2 separate regions of the Homo sapiens genome follow, and region 1 is linked to region 2. The links are chromatin loops, found by intact Hi-C in ENCODE. Cell type or tissue: GM12878. All regions are shown on one strand.

The links. Peaks named below come from ENCODE experiments on the same cell type or tissue, not always from the same donor. Only the 100,000 strongest peaks of a DNase experiment are listed, where the experiment ranks them.
Region 1: a loop joins it to region 2, with 2.0 times the contacts of the local background. A loop is called at or near these places in 2 of 110 quality-filtered maps.

The regions. Positions count from the first base shown.
Region 1 is chr6:119,441,064-119,449,063 of GRCh38, reverse strand. No RefSeq gene overlaps it. Among named protein-coding and RNA genes, the nearest start is that of MAN1A1, 95 kb to the right of the region's middle. In GM12878, no CTCF peak of the experiment used is centred here; a DNase peak (open chromatin) is centred at 4,245; H3K27ac peaks cover 2,327 bases.
Region 2 is chr6:119,530,972-119,538,971 of GRCh38, reverse strand. No RefSeq gene overlaps it. Among named protein-coding and RNA genes, the nearest start is that of MAN1A1, 190 kb to the right of the region's middle. In GM12878, no CTCF peak of the experiment used is centred here; DNase peaks (open chromatin) are centred at 3,451 and 5,231; H3K27ac peaks cover 188 bases.

The DNA of each region.
Region 1 (8,000 bases), 90 kb after region 2:
GAATGTGCCTTAAATGTGTCAAAATGGATGTTGTTTGGAAGAAAAAATAGCATTCTTCGCATAGCCCAAGATGGAGAATAAGGCCAACAGATGGCAATTAGAGGCAGAGTGACCAACTGTCCTGGTTTGCCCAGGACTGACGGATGCCCTGGGATGCAGAATTTTCAGTGTTAAAACAGGACAGCTCCAGACAAACCAGAACAGTTGGTCACCTGGGATGACAGATTTCAGTTCAATTAAAGAAAGACATAGAGTCAGAGCTTTCTTACCACAAAGAAATGATCCATGTTTGAGGGTACACTAAATACTTTGATTTGATGATTATACAATGTATACATGTATTGAAACGTCACACTGAACCCCATAAATATGCACAATTTTTATGTGCATATTTATTTTTATTTTAAAATGAAATAAAACAACAAAAAGACAGCTGTTCAAAGGCAGATAACAATTTTACTACCACTGGAAATGCTCAAATATAGTTTAGCCTTTAGCTCAAGGCTGCCAACAAGAGGGAGGTGGGAGTTGATGACCCCAAAGGAGAGAAGAAGAGTAATCTGGTACCATGAACTTTTTAAAAAATTTATTGGAATATAAGCATTTTCCAATTGATTATTTGTTTGCTTTTGGCAGTCATTTAAGAAACTTTCTCTAAGAAACTCATTGGTTCATATGTTTCTTCCATTAAGTGTGTGTGTACACAAACACACACACACACACACACACACACATGCACACATATATATGTATATATGTACCTCACAGTTTGGGCAGAGAAGCAAATTTAGCTCTAATTCCAATCCCAGTACTTTTCTACTCTGTTTTCCCACCCGCTCCACCATGCCCAACACACAAACACACACAAACTTACCATAACAGCCTATGGGTTGAATTAGACAGTCATTGTGTTAGGAAAATGGAAGCTTGTTCCGTCAAGCCTCCCTCTCAGTTCCTTCTTTCTAAAAGTGAATTTTTGAGGGCCTACTTTATTTTGTGGGAAGTGGGGTGGGAAACCTTTTTTTTTTTTTTGAGATGGAGTCTTGCACTTGTTGCCCAGGGTGGAGTGCGGTGGTGCAATCTCAGCTCACTGCAACCTCCACCTCCCAGGTTCAAGTGATTCTCCTACCTCAACCTCCTGAGTAGCTGGGATTACAGGTGCCCACCACCAGGCCTGGCTAATTTTTGTATTTTTAGTAGAGACAGGATTTCACCATGTTGGCCAGGCTAGTCTCAAAGTCCTGACCTCAGGTGATCTGTGCACCTCAGCCTCCCAAAGTGCTGGGATTACAGGCGTGAGCCACCAAGCCCAGTGGTAAATCTTAATATGGTCCCTGTTATCATGAATTTGTGAAAAGATAACTAAAATGCACTTATAGCAATTAAAGAAGGCTCTAGTTAGTGACTAATTGTGCCTCTGTACACCTTCAAGCCTGTGGACCAAGGGCAGTACTGAGTTACAGCTGCAAAGGCCAGAGCCTTTGTTTGCTTGGGGAAGGCTGGAGAGTTCCACACTTATTATACAAAGTTAGGGTAAGAATGACCATACGTTTCCATTTTCTCAGAACAGCCCATGTCTACTCATACTATTCCAGCATAATTATTAATAGTATCCCAGTTTGGATGATAAATTAAATGACCACCCTAGATACAGCTATTGGACATAGTCAGAATAAGGGCTGAAGTTGAACAACCAATGGCACTGGGTCATGCTCTGGGCATTTTTTTAGTATTAGATTTCTAGCATATACCCATGCTGAGTCCAGGTCTCAAGAAAATGTTTACGCTTCTGTGCATATAGGAATATTTGTGTTAACATTAAATCATGGTTAAAAGAAACAAATTCAAAGAAAACATACAGTGAAGTTATCATTAAAAATTTCTCAATGATAACTTTGTGGGTTTTGTTTTCATGTTTGTTTAACAATAGAAGAATGGAAAATAACATTGTCTGGCTGGCAGTTGGTGATATTTATTAATTGGATATTCTTTCTGGTACTTTTGCTGGTTTTCCCTGTCATGCTGGTCAAACACACCCTAGAAAAACATACAGGTTGGACTTATCATTGGAACACGCCTAATTTTCACTGTCAGTATGCTGCGCAGGATGGCCACAATAGTTTTGTGGCTAAATAACCAAAGTCAAGTCTGCAAATAACTTTGACCCAGATACTTAAGATTTCAGAAGACTGGAGACAAGATCTGGAGCTTAGCCAGCTGGCCCTAAAACAAGGAAGTTTTCCAGACTATGGGGCAAATGTAAGACTGCTACATTCCCAAACTGGTTCTGAGATGCCTGTTCATTACCATCAACAGAGAAGCCTGTAGTTAGTGTTTAGAAAGAAGGAGGTTTTATAACTGAGGCTCATATTGAAAAAGAAAATAAAAGACTAGAAACCTGTGGCCAGAATAATGTGAGTGAGTCAGAATAAAAGAAGGAATAAAGGGAGGGAAAGCCCAGATCCAAAATGAGGCCGATCATACATGGGGCTTAGATATGTCCAAAAATGAGAGGGCCCACCAGGAAATCTCCTTGATTGACGGGCAAGGCAGCTTGTCAGCAGTGAACTCATCCTGATGTTAGAGAGAGTCAGGCAGACAAACTCCATCCAGTTAACAAAAGCTGAGTTGTTGAAGGGGAGAGATGATTCTAAATAAAGCATTGTCTGTCACTCCAGAGATCCTTATTGAGCATCTGTGATGTGCCAGGCACTGTTCTAGGTGGAGGCATGAGACATACAGTGAACAAATGAACAAATAAGCACAAGATAAATTCAGATAATAAGTGCTATGAAGAAAATGAAGCAGAGTGATGTAATAACACCACAGGGGGGGAAGGGAGAGAATATTTCAGGCTGAGTCATTAGGTAAGGCCTCTCTAAGGAGATGTGATTCTGAAAGAAAAGATGGAGCCATACTGTGAGCAAGTTAACTAAAGACTGGAGAGCATCCATTGGTTTGACAGCATCAAGCTCATCGGAGACCTTCACAAAGGCAGTTTCAGTGGAACAGTGGTGTAGATGCCAAATAGGAGAGGGCTGATGAGGTGGGGATAAAGTGAATGTGGGGTAAGGAAGCAGAGACAGAGACTGCAGACAGCGGTCCACTTCAGATCTAAGCTACCCGGAAATTGAAAAGTATATGCAGCTGCAGGAGAGCTTTTAAGAGGGGCCAGCCTGGAACACTGCGGAATGCTAAGAGAAGAATCCCCACTGAGAGGGAGAGTTAGACATGCAGAAAAGTCCTTGCGAAAACAGTAGGGAGTCAGATCCAGAACACATGTAGAGGCTGGTCTTTGACAAGAAGAGGGACACTTCCTCTACATTAACAAGAAGCAAGGAAAGGAGGGAACTAATGCAGGGGTGGTTTTATGGACCTGTCAAGCTGGATCCCTATTAACTTCATTAGGGATGGTATCAGGTTCAAGAGGCTCAAGAAGAGACCCAGAGCGAGCAAACAAGACATAGGGTTTACTAAGGGGACTTAGATACAGAGTGGCCCAGTGGCAATGGGTTGGATGACAGAACTGCTACCACTTGCAAAAAACATGCAATTTATATAGCATTTTTGCATAGCATCCTCCTCCAGCAACCTCCACCTCACAGCCTTCATTTAACCCAAAACAAAGGGCCTCAACCCCCTGCACAGCCCGTGTTCCATGGGACAGGTGGAGGTTCATATGTTCTTCATAGATAAGAAATGAATTTCTGAGTTGGCCACTCCCAGTTTCCTTAACTTGTAACTCTGAACACATATTCAGGTGCATCTGCCATACAGGATCATTCTCAGTGTATGCTTAAGTTACGGCTATCAGGCGTGTCTGCCATACAGAGCCTGACAATGGGAAGTTTAAAGAGTTCCTATCTCATTACTTTTATTTTGTTAATGAAATAAGAAATGAGGTCATCAGTGAGAGTGAGTAAGATGTAAGGGGGAGGGGAGAAAGTATAAAACAGTTCTCTTGAGAATGATTAAGTTTATTAGGGAAACACTGTCAGGCAGTGCAGAGTACCTATTTAAGGCACCTAAATATGATGATGAATTTATTTAATGAAACAGGCAGCCTCCTTATTGATTTTTCTCCAGCCATACACATTTGTTCAGATCTAAATACAAAGAAGGTAGATAGGTCCAACCAGTGCTAAAGTTGTGGCAGATGAGTGTGCTCATCGCAGAACTGAATAAGGGAGGTGAGAGTGTCTGTAGGGACATGATTATGACTTCTACCATAAAATCTAAGCTGGACAAAAAGGGAAGTGAGGGATAGTTGATAGATAATGAAACTGTGGTGGCATTAATGGAGTGGAGTTCTCAGTGAAATGATACTAGCCTGCAGCTGGAAAGTGGAATACAGTACCTGAGTCAGAAATTTCAGAGGCAGGATGCAGGATGTTTTGGCAGTTAAGGTAGAGAAGCTAAAAGAAGAACATTGTCACAGAAAAGGTATAATAGTCCATTCTCACATTGCTATAAAGAAATACCTGAGACTGGGTAATTAATAAGAAGTTCAATTGGCTCACAGTTCCACAGGACGTACAGGAAGCATGACAAGATCTGCTTCTGGGGAGGCCTCAGGAAATGTACGATCATGGCAGAAAGCAAAGAGAAATCAGGCACGTTTTACATGGCTGGAACAGGAGTGGGGGCAGGGGGATTAACCACACATTTTTAAACAAATAGATCTCGTGAGAACTCTATCACAAGAACAGCACCAAAGGAGGAAATCCACCCCCATGATCCAATCACATCCCACCAGGCCCCATCTCCAACACTGGGATTACAATTCAACATGAGATTTAGGTGGGGACACAGATCCAAACCATATCAGAAGGCAAAGGAAATAAGAGCAATGGTGGAGAATGAGTCAGCCTAGGCATTATGAAACAGCCTATGAGAACTACAGCAGAGTTGGCTTCGAAAGCTGTAAGCCAGGGATATCTCCCCTGAATGAAGAGAGGTTGGTAAAACATCACCTGGCCATGCATAATGACTAAGGATACGTGCTCTAAAGTCAGACTGCTAGAGTTTGAATCCCAGCTTAACCACCTTCTCACAGAGACCCTGGCGGCAACAAAAATAACACCAAACACTCAGATGGTATCTACTAAGTACTTTACATATATTTATACCTCACAATAAGCCAATGAGTTAGACACTTCTGAATTCACATTACACAAATGAGAATAAGTTTTTTGTCCTCTTTAAACCTCACAATGATATGATAAGGTTTGTTCCTATCTTATGGGGTTTTTGTGAGTTTTCAGCGAAATAATTTATGCAAAATGATTAGTACACTGTCTAGCTCCTAGAAGTGTTCAATAAACGTTAACCGATATTATGAGGAGAAAGGACAAGGAGCAGGGTTTTAATAAGGAGCGATGGTCTGGAAGCAACCCTGGGAAGCCAGGAAGAAACTCACCCACTGCTGGCCTTGAAGAACATGGAAGGTTTTGCCTTTTTTTGGTAGGAAAAAAAAAGAGAAAAAGAAAAAAAAAAATGGAGCATGGAACAAACCAAAAAGTACATCAGATTTATACAATTAAAAAAAAAAATCTCTGCTGGGCATGGTGGCTCACGCCTGTAATCCCAACACTTGGGGAGGCCAAGGCAGTGGATCGCTTGTAACCAGGAGCTCAAGACCAGCCTGGGCAACAAGGCGAAACCCTGTCTCTACAAAAAATACAAAAATTATCCAGGTGTAGTGACCTGTGCCTGTAATCCCAGCTACTCAGGAGGCTGAGGTGGGAGAATCGCTTGAGCCCGGGAGGTTGAGGCTGCAGTGGGCCAAGATTGCACCACTGCACTCCAGCCTGGGTGACATAGCAAGACCCTGTCTCAGAGAAAACAAAAAACAAAAAAAACGCCTGGCTGAGTGCCCATATGGGTGTCAGGTAAGGAAAGGAATTGGAGAAGTCAGATAAAAGTCTAGCAATACTGGACAGTTTGTTACTCAAGAAAGAGGGGTTTTAGAGGATGGAGCAACAGGGAGGATAACGCAGGTCTGTTGAGTCGGAAGAGACATGTACAAAGAAGTGCGCGGTTGGGCTGAGAGTTTAGTGACCCTCATGACATGCACGTTTACCAGACAGGCTGACTTTAGATCTTCCTAACCCTGTGACTCCACTTCAACGGCCGTGAAACTAACAGCTGTTCAAAGAGAAAAAGCAAGTTGGAAAAACAGGAAACAGGTGGCCGTTTTCGAAGAACAGTACACATGTTCATCTGACCAAGCAAGATTTAGCCTTGAATCCAGCAAACACTTTTTGAGCATCTACTATATGGCAGGGCCTGAGCTAGGCTCATCTGCATATATTATCTTATTTAATCCTCAGAACCACAAAGCAAAGTGTATGTGTGTTAAGATTATAAAGGCTTAATATTAAAACAGAGTGATGTAATCAGCAGTCAAGCTGGAACATTCCAGAATCCTCAACCCTTTTTACCTCCAAGGATGTAGTGGTTACCTCGAAGACAGGTCAGACACACCTGCCTATATCCTTTCTCTTTGTTCTTTCCTCTTGTCCACCTTGGTGGTTCTCAAAGAACTCCTGAACAGAGCTATATCCTCAAAACTATATTCACTATCCTTTATGGATAATTTAAAGGATTTCCAAAAATAATTCTAATTTTGTCTTAAATACTAACTGTGTCCGGAATTGGTGGGTTCTTGGTCTCACTGACTTCAAGAATGGACCCTCGCGGTGAGTGTTACAGCTCTTAAGGTGGCGCGTCTGGAGTTTGTTCCTTCTGATGTTCGGATGTGTTCGGAGTTTCTTCCTTCTGGTGGGTTCGTGGTCTCGCTGGCTCAGGAGTGAAGCTGCGGACCTTCGCTGTGAGTGTTACAGCTCTTAAGGCGGCGCGTCTGGAGTTGTTCGTTCCTCCCAGTTGGTTCGTGGTCTTGCTGGCTTCAGGAGTGAAGCTGCAGACCTTCGCGGTGTTACAGCTCATAAAGGCAGTGTGGACCCAAAGAGTGAGCAGTAGCAAGATTTATTGCAAAGAACAAAAGAACAAAGCTTCCAGAGTGTGGAAGGGGACCCGAGTGGGTTGCCACTGCTGGCTGGGGCAGCCTGCTTTTATTCTCTTATCTGGCCCCACCCACATCCTGTTGATTGGTTCATTTTACAGAGAGCCAAGTGGTCTGTTTTGACAGGGTGCTGATTGGTGCGTTTACAATCCCTGAGCTAGACACAAAGGTTCTCCAGGTCCCCACTAGATTAGCTAGATACAGAGTGTGGACACAAAGGTTCTCCAAGTTCCCACCAGAGTAGCTAGATACAGAGTGTCGATTGGTGCATTCACAAACCCTGAGCTAGACACAGGGTGCTGATTGGTGAGTTTACAATCCCTGAGCTAGACACAAAGATTCTCCACCTCCCCACTAGATTAGCTAGATACAGAGTGTCAACACAAAGGTTCTCCAAGTCCCCACCAGAGTAGCTAAATACAGAGTGTGGACTGGTGCATTCACAAACCCTGAGCTAGACACAGGGTGCTGATTGGTGTGTTTACAAACCTTGAGCTAGACACAGGGTGCCGATTGGTGTATTTACAATCCCTTAGCTAGACATAAAGATTCTCCAAGTCCCCACCAGTCAGGAGCCCAGCTGGCTTCACCCAGTGGATCTCGCACTGGGGCTGCAGGTGGGACTGCCTGACCATCCCACGCCGTGCGCCTACACTCCTCAGCCCTTGGGTGATCGATGGGACTGGGCGCCGTGAAGCAGGGGGCGGCGCTCGTCCGGCAGGCTCCGGCTGCACAGGAGCCCACCAAGCGGTGGGGCCGGGGAGGCTCAGGCATGGCGGGCTGCAGGTCCGAGCCCTGCCCCGCGGGAAGGCAGCTAAGGCCCGCGAGAAATCGAGCGCAGCGCCGGTGGGCCAGCACTGCTGGGAGACCCAGCACACCCTCCGCAGCTGCTTGCCCAGGTACTAAGCTCCTCATTGCCCAGGGTGGACAGGGCCAGCCGGCCGCTCCGAGTGCGGGTCCCGCCGAGTCCACACCC
Region 2 (8,000 bases):
GCACATTTTATATCAGCTTTCATTTCAGATTATATTTTCAAGCATGTCTGTATAGCAAATAACCTTGAGTAATAGAGACAGTATCTCCCTCTGAGGCACAGGGTAGATTTGTTTCATGACCATTATAATAAAAGATAATGTCTTTTTTCAGGCAAAAGTTGGGTATATCTGTTATCAGTACCCTCTCAAATTTCAGGCTTTCCTCAGCTATAATTCAACTCTATTACGCATACAGCATTTTCCTGGGCTACTCCATATCACACTATGGGACTTTGGAGGCAGGTAAACCAATGAGTATATGAAGCTCATGCTGCCTGCAGTGCCATGAATAATAAAGTCCTTTGTCTCTTACCCAGGAGTATTGTATCTTCTACCAGCATCCATGAAATTGTTAGCTTGCAGGTAAGGTAAAAATCTCAGACCCTTCACAGTTATTAACTACTGCGAAACAAGATAACCTCAAAAATAAAAATCATTCCTGGATTCATTATAATCTAAATTTTGAAACCAAACATAAAGAAAAAACCTTGAAAGTAGCTAGAGAAAAAAAACGATGACACACAGTGGAACAATGATTTTAATTACCCTGGGTTTCCCATCAGAAATAATTGGGGGCCAGAATGCAGTGGGAAAACATCTTTAAACTGCTGAATAAAAGTCAACCCAGAATTCCATATTCTGCAAAAATGTCCATCAAAAATGGAGAAAGGATGACATTCTCAAATGAAAAAAAAAAATCTAACAAAATCTATCCACAGCAGATATTATCTACAAGAAATGATAGAACAAGATTCTTCAAATTGAAGGGGAATAATACCACAAGATTATTGGACTCTTTAGAAATAAAGAACAACAGAAATGATAAATATATGTATAATTTAAAACACTATTTTTCTCTTTTAAGTTCTGCTGAAAGCAAAAATTATAACATTCTACTCTGGATTTTCAATGTATGGAGATGTTATATGATATTTTACCATGAAGGACAAACAGGTTAAAGAGCTATATGGTTGCAAGTTTTCTACATTTAACATAAAGTGGTATAATATTAGCCATATTAGACAATGAAAAGTTAGGTATTTATGTTGTAATACCTAAAGCAATTACTGAGAAATAATACAAAGATGTATAGCCAAAAATTCAAGGTTCAAATAATGCAAAAGATGGTAGAAAGAAGTGGAGTGGGGGAAAATAGCTGAGAAACAGAAAATTCAGGGGATAGAGAACAAATAATAAAATGGTAGACTTAAATCCAGTCATTTCAATAATTTTATTAAAAGCTAATGGTCTACTTCCAAAAAATAGCATAGGAGGAATCACTTCCCAACTCATTCTATGAGGGCAGTATTACACCGATACCAAAACCAGACAGTGAAATGAGACTTAAAGCTACAGGAAATAAAATAAATTTCAATTTACATATTTGATTAGAAATAAAATATGTTATCATAGAAGTATATGCCCATAATAACATATATTAATAATATTATAACAATAGGATGTTTTACCCTAAACATTAGGCATTTTTATCCTAAAGAGTATGGTAGAATCTTAGGAGAGAAACTAAATGAAAATAAAAATTTTAGAAGAAAAAGAAACAATGTAAAATTATTGTTAAGGAAGAACTTGCTCATATTTTATAATTGGATAATAGCAGGTCAAATTACAATCATATTTAGATTCTATTGGACACATTTTAAAAAGCGTTTTAACGGTTTCTTTAAAAATATCAATACTTACCATGCTCCAGAAATTACATTCTTTGTAACTATTAAAGTTAAAGTGATAAATTTTAGACAATAACTTGAAAATGTATGATGAGGTTTACAGATTTTGAAAATCATTTTGAGGTTATTCAAATAAAAGAAGTTGAAGACTACCAGAAGAGAGAAGATTATGACAGCTAAGCTATGAAGCATAGAGCTCTGTGGTAGAAGGATACGATAGGAGGAAAAAAAGAAGTCTTCCTCTTTTGAACATGCAAAGAATGTGAAACAGCCAGCCATATCCCGACTTCCCTGTCTCTGGCACTGTTGGTACTATTCAGAGGAAAGTAGGTTAGATATCTGCAGTGGGTCGGGCTCTCTCTTCTCCTCTCACCAACTGGTCCTCTGGGAAGTGACTCCTCCCCTCTGCCAGGAGGTTGAGTGAATCCTCTCCCTCCTACACACACATAACCCACCCAGCAACATCTCAGCAAGGGCGTGGGCAGAGGAGCACAGAAATTTGATAAACCCGAGATTTTGAGTATTATCTGAAACCATTTGATAATTCCATAGAATTGTTCTAAATTTATACCTTTTTTCTACTTTTGATTCTTTTGGATATATTTGAGTGATGTAACCGTTTTCTTTTAAAATATCAGTAATTATAACCAAAAGTACATCTTTTGCAACAATATATAATTATGATTTTTAAAAATGTAGATATTAACATCAAAATGTATGAGGGAGTACTTAAGATTTCTCCCCATGGGCAAGGGTTCAGAAAACAAAACAAAGAATATACATGTTTTTCTGCACATTTAAACATATTTCAGGTAACACCTGCAACCTTAGTACCTAAGAATTTTCCAGGAAGAAAAGAAGTAGAAACTATATAAAATGAGAAACTGACTGGTTACATCAGAAACACCCCTCCCTTTACTAAAACATCACAGCTGGCTGGGCGCAGTGGCTCACGCCTGTAATCCCAGCACTTTGGGAGACCAAGGCTGGTGGATCATCTGAGGTCAGGACTTCCAGACCAGCCTGGCCAAGATGGCGGAACCCTGTCTCTACTAAAAATGCAAAAATTAGCCGGGCATGGTGGTACACGCCTGTAATCCCAGCTACATAGGAGGCTGAGGCAGCAGAATCACTTGAACCCGGGAGCGGAGGTTGCAGCGAGCCGAGATCGCGCCACTGCACTCCCGCCTGTGTGACAGAGTGAGACTCTGTCTTAAAAAATAATACTAAAAATAGTGAAATAACAGCTCGTGAGTGGCTCTGTTTCCATGACCTGGGTCAGAACACATTCTCTTTGGACAACAGCATCTACAGTATTATTCAAGAGGAGTATAGCATTTGGGGTAGAAGACTAATTCCTATAAAGGAAAAATATACACTTGGCCCTACACTTTCTATAACTCTCCCTAAAAGTAACACAATATCAAAATATTTTCTTCCAGAAAAATGAGGAAAATGTAATTAATCATTTAGCTGCATACACTGTAAAACATAAAATTTAGTTATTTTTGTTTTTTGTCTATGTTTTGCATGGAGAATTTTCCTTCAAGAAAAAATACAACAAAAAGTGACAGACAAGGAACATCATCTCCGGTAGTTATCTGGCCCACAGCAGGCATGTCCCTCCAAACACACAATGCTTCTTGTGCTGGGTGTGGTGAACAGGCACATGACCCATGCAACCTCCTTTTGGTGCACTTTTCTGCAGTCAGAGTACATGCCTTGGGCTAGGACTCCAGATATGATTAAGTTCCCCCAACACTTGTACAATAACTGAAAGGTGGAACTGAAAATGAGGCTGTACCTCCATGGCTTCTCTTGGTCTTCCAGATCATGGCTGTTCCCTGATCATGACAACTTTACTGATCATAGGAAAGGCAATAGCTCTTTTGATAACCTAGTTCCATGATATGAATTCAAAGTGGTCTCTGAAAGCTTAATTTTCTGTTTCCACTATTTTCTCACTGATTCTATAATCAATTTAGTGATTATAATTACTGTAATTAATCCTTTCTCTTAACTAGCTGGAGTGGTTTCTGACTGATACACCTCTGTTGGCCTGGACCACCTGGCACAAGCTGCTAATCACAAAGTACTTTCCAGATTCCATTCTCCAGAAGGTAGGTTAATAGTGTAGGCTGCATCTGAACTCTACATACTCAGCCTCAGCCTTTCTCATAAACAGCCCAAGGACCTCAGCATTCTTTTCTCAAGAGTAGCAAGTAACTGACTTTCCCATTTATACCTGGTGCTAACTCAGAGCCCCCTAATGTTCCTGTCTGACTCTGCCAAGCTAGTTTGGAGCTCCAAACAGGAGTCATCTTTGGTCTACATTGTCTTACATTCCTATACCCATCTGTCTGAATCACCTTGCTATGCACATCCCAATTAAATGTCTCTTTTATTCCTGGAAACTAGACTATACGGAAATTATTTAGTTAATTCATTACATTTCCTGTTCTGTTCATTTAGACTACAGCAGTAACATCTCACATCTCTTTTTTAAAAAAATTTAAAAACCAAGTTTTTACGTAGCTCATTCCCTTTCTGAATTTCAAACAAGGATTCTGCGCAGGTGTCACAGCTTACCGATTTTCTATCTCTAATTCCCTCCTCTTCTGAAAAACTGAAGGTGCCTGTTTGCTTTAAATAGTAATTTTATCAACACACACAGGCCACTAAAATTATTTTAATTTAGGCTGTTTGATACAGTGCACAAGGCTCCCAAGAGGAAACAAAATACATTTTGCCTCCCCAAAACTCAATTCCATCCATAAGTAATCAAATGTAAATTATTTTAAACCTGCATGCACTTGAAACTACATCCATCAGAAGGTATTACGCCTGTAATAAGGTCCTTAAGCCACGTCTGTAATTTTCCTAGATCTGCCTATTTACCTGGTAGAATCTGGACTTCTTTCCAACCTACTAAATTCTTCTGTGTTATTATTTCCAGATAGCTTCGTCCCCATACACGTCTATCAAATATTTTCACCTATTTGTTATGTAATAGTACTAAAAATAGATCCTACTGCATATATTTACTTCATGTCTTCTATTTCCTGGCCATATAATCACTACCTTCTGTGAGCTCATGGCCACGTGCCTTTCGTGTTCTGTGCACCTTTAAATACCATGCCTGCCTTCCTGCAAGGGCTACAGGAGGATGGCAAGGACATTGGAGGACGTTGGAGTTGAGCAGATCACCTGTCAAATCCCAGTGTGAGTTGAGTGACACTGAGCAACTGTTGAACTGTTTGAGCTTTCATTCCCTCATCTATAAAATGGGATTTATAATACTTACCTTATTATGTTGTCAGAAAAAACAAATGAGATAATTTATGTAGAACACCTGGCTCAGCACCTGGTAACATAAAAGGTAAAAGGATGAGTCTTTTGAAATGTAATTCTCCAGATGTGGTTTTATAACTCAGCCTATTGCTCATGACTAATAGAGGATTTGTTTAAAACCCCTAGAGGCACTTCCCCAGATGCCGTATGATTCATTTCTGAAAACAGTCATCAAAAACTTTGTTTTAATTTTAGGAAATGTGCTGTAGACTGACTGAAATTTAATGTCATAATTATACAGATAGCAGAGGTGCCACTGGGCCTTCCTCTGTCCTCCCTCTCCCTCCTTCATCTGCTTTCTTACAGATCATTCCTCTAGCAATATTTCTCTCCAGGCCCATTCAGGACAGAAAGTAATTATTCTATGTCTTGGCCTTTGTGCTAAAGACTTTCTTCCCAATTCCAACCTCAAAGTGCCCAATTCTGCTAATATATTGTTTTCCATAGTAGTATTCTTCAAACAAATCTTGTGTTTGTGCTAAACTCTCAAAAGCAAGTGACCTACCCAAAATCACTAAATGAAAGTAAAATGTAAGCAGAAATTCAGTCAATTCAGCCGGTTTGGGAATTTGGGATGTTTCCCTATAACTGTGTTCTGTAACTCAGGCTGGGGATCCAGGACAAGGGGTGGCAATGCTTCTAACTCACACAGGAAATCTGAAAGTTTTGTCTGCTTTCATCAATCACTAGGGTTTAAAGCAAGACCCATCATCTGCAGGACTTGGTGAGGTAAATTTACATGTATAATTGATACAGGGTAGAATTCAGCTTTTGTCTCTCAACAAGAGATTGCACTTTCTATTTGGTCAGCTGTAGATCAAATGTTATTAAAGTGCAGAGAGGTTACATACCAAATTTAATTTGCTTCCACAAGGAGATCCTCACAGGAAGAATTATACTTAACTACTAAACATACTGTACTGACAAATTTAAATAACTTGCTTTTTTGGTATACTTAGGAGAGTATTAACGGTAAATATTTTTAAAAATTTGTTCTCAACAACTGCATTTTTGTGAGAAATTTATATCAAAGCAAATATAAAACGGAAAACTCAACACTGATCTTCACATTATTAAGACAAAATGTAATGATATGGAAAATTCTGAATAAAATTAAAATTGTCCATAACCCAACCATTCGAATATTTTTATTATTCATTAACATTTTGATGTATTTTCTTCCATCCTTTTTTCTCTGCTCAATTTTGAAAACATTTGCAACAAAATAACCATTTAATTTTATATCCTGGATTTCTTCCAATTTATCATTATAATCTGAACACTCTTCATATTATTAAAAACGTTCTATAAATATCATTTCAATAATTCCAAAATATTATATGAATGTACATAGTTTATTTAACCATGATCAGTTAGAATACTTTAAACATTTTAATTTGTATGTAATATTTTGTATGTTCAAATTTACCAAAATTTCTGATTACTCCCGCAGTATAGAAAAGTTAAATTGCTAGGTCAAAGTGCTTTAACATTTTACCATTCTTGATATTATAGCTTCATGATTAAGTGCATGAATTTTTAAAGTCAGATATACCCTATATGGAATCCCGAATCCACCAAAATTATGAGATTTCTGCTTTTAGGTATATTACTTATCCTCTCTGAGGCTCTATTTCTTCATCTGCAAATCAGGGAATAATAATTCATGTGGCACAGTCCTAGGAGTATTAAATGATATAATAATGTGCATTTGGCATAGTGTTTAAAAGCTTGAATCTACCTGGTTTGAATTCTAGTCTGATCATAGACTAGTTGTGTAATCTGGGCTAATCTTTTTATGCTTCAGCTTCCTCATCTCTAGAATAGAAGAAATACTGCCTAATTCCCAGGATTATTGCAAGGCAAAAATAAGTTAATAAATGTAAACTAAGACAGAGCCTGGCAGATAGAAAGCCCTTGATAAATATTACTGCTGCTGTTGCTAAAGAGAGGATTCTGTCCAGTCCTCTCAAGTGGTAAGCTCTCCACTACTACAATAAATATTTACTATAAATTACTTTCTAGAAAGATTGAACATATTTCCTTGCAACAAATATTAAAATGTACACATGCTTTATCCATTCAGTATAACAACAAAACAAAAGAAATTAGCAATTTGAGGGATCATATAATCGAACTTGCCAGTTATGCTTAGCATAATAGGATCGTTTGATTTTAGAAAAGAGTACCTGAGAGTTCTTCCTATCCAACCCAATCATTTTACTGTATTTGATCATCCTCCTTAAAGAATGATGAGACAGCTGAGTTTCTTAAATTCAAACACACAAATTGTACATTTTTCAAAGCTATTTTCCTCTTTCCCCAGCTTTATTCTTCTCACCTCAATAGTGGCACTGTCTATTGGGCACAATACTACCTACACAGCTGAGCTCCTATGGATGTCTAGGTCATTGGGATCAGTCACTGAACAGTCATTTATTGTTTATCTAGTGTGTACAGTTTCTTAAGTGTGATAGAATAAAATATCTTTCATGGCTATATATCGTAAGAACATTTTTGAAACATTCACTGATGTCTCCTCTCCTCAATATTTCACGTCACCCTTTATCCTCCTTAACTCACCCACTGTATTAGTCTGTTTTCACACTGCTATAAAGATACTACCTAAGACTGGTTAATTTATAAAGGAAAGAGGTTTAATTGACTCACAGTTTTGCATGGCTGTGGAGACCTCAGGAAACTTACAATTTTGGCAGAAGGTGAAGGGGAAGCAAGGCATGGTGGAAGGCAAGAGAGAGCGCAGATATGTCACACTTTAAAACCATCAGCTCTCATGAGAACTCTCTCACTATTACGAGAATAGCATGGAGGAAACTGCCCCCATGATTCAATCACTTCCCATCAGGTCCCTCCCTCAACATCTGGGAATGACAATTCAATATGAGATTTGGGTTGGGACAC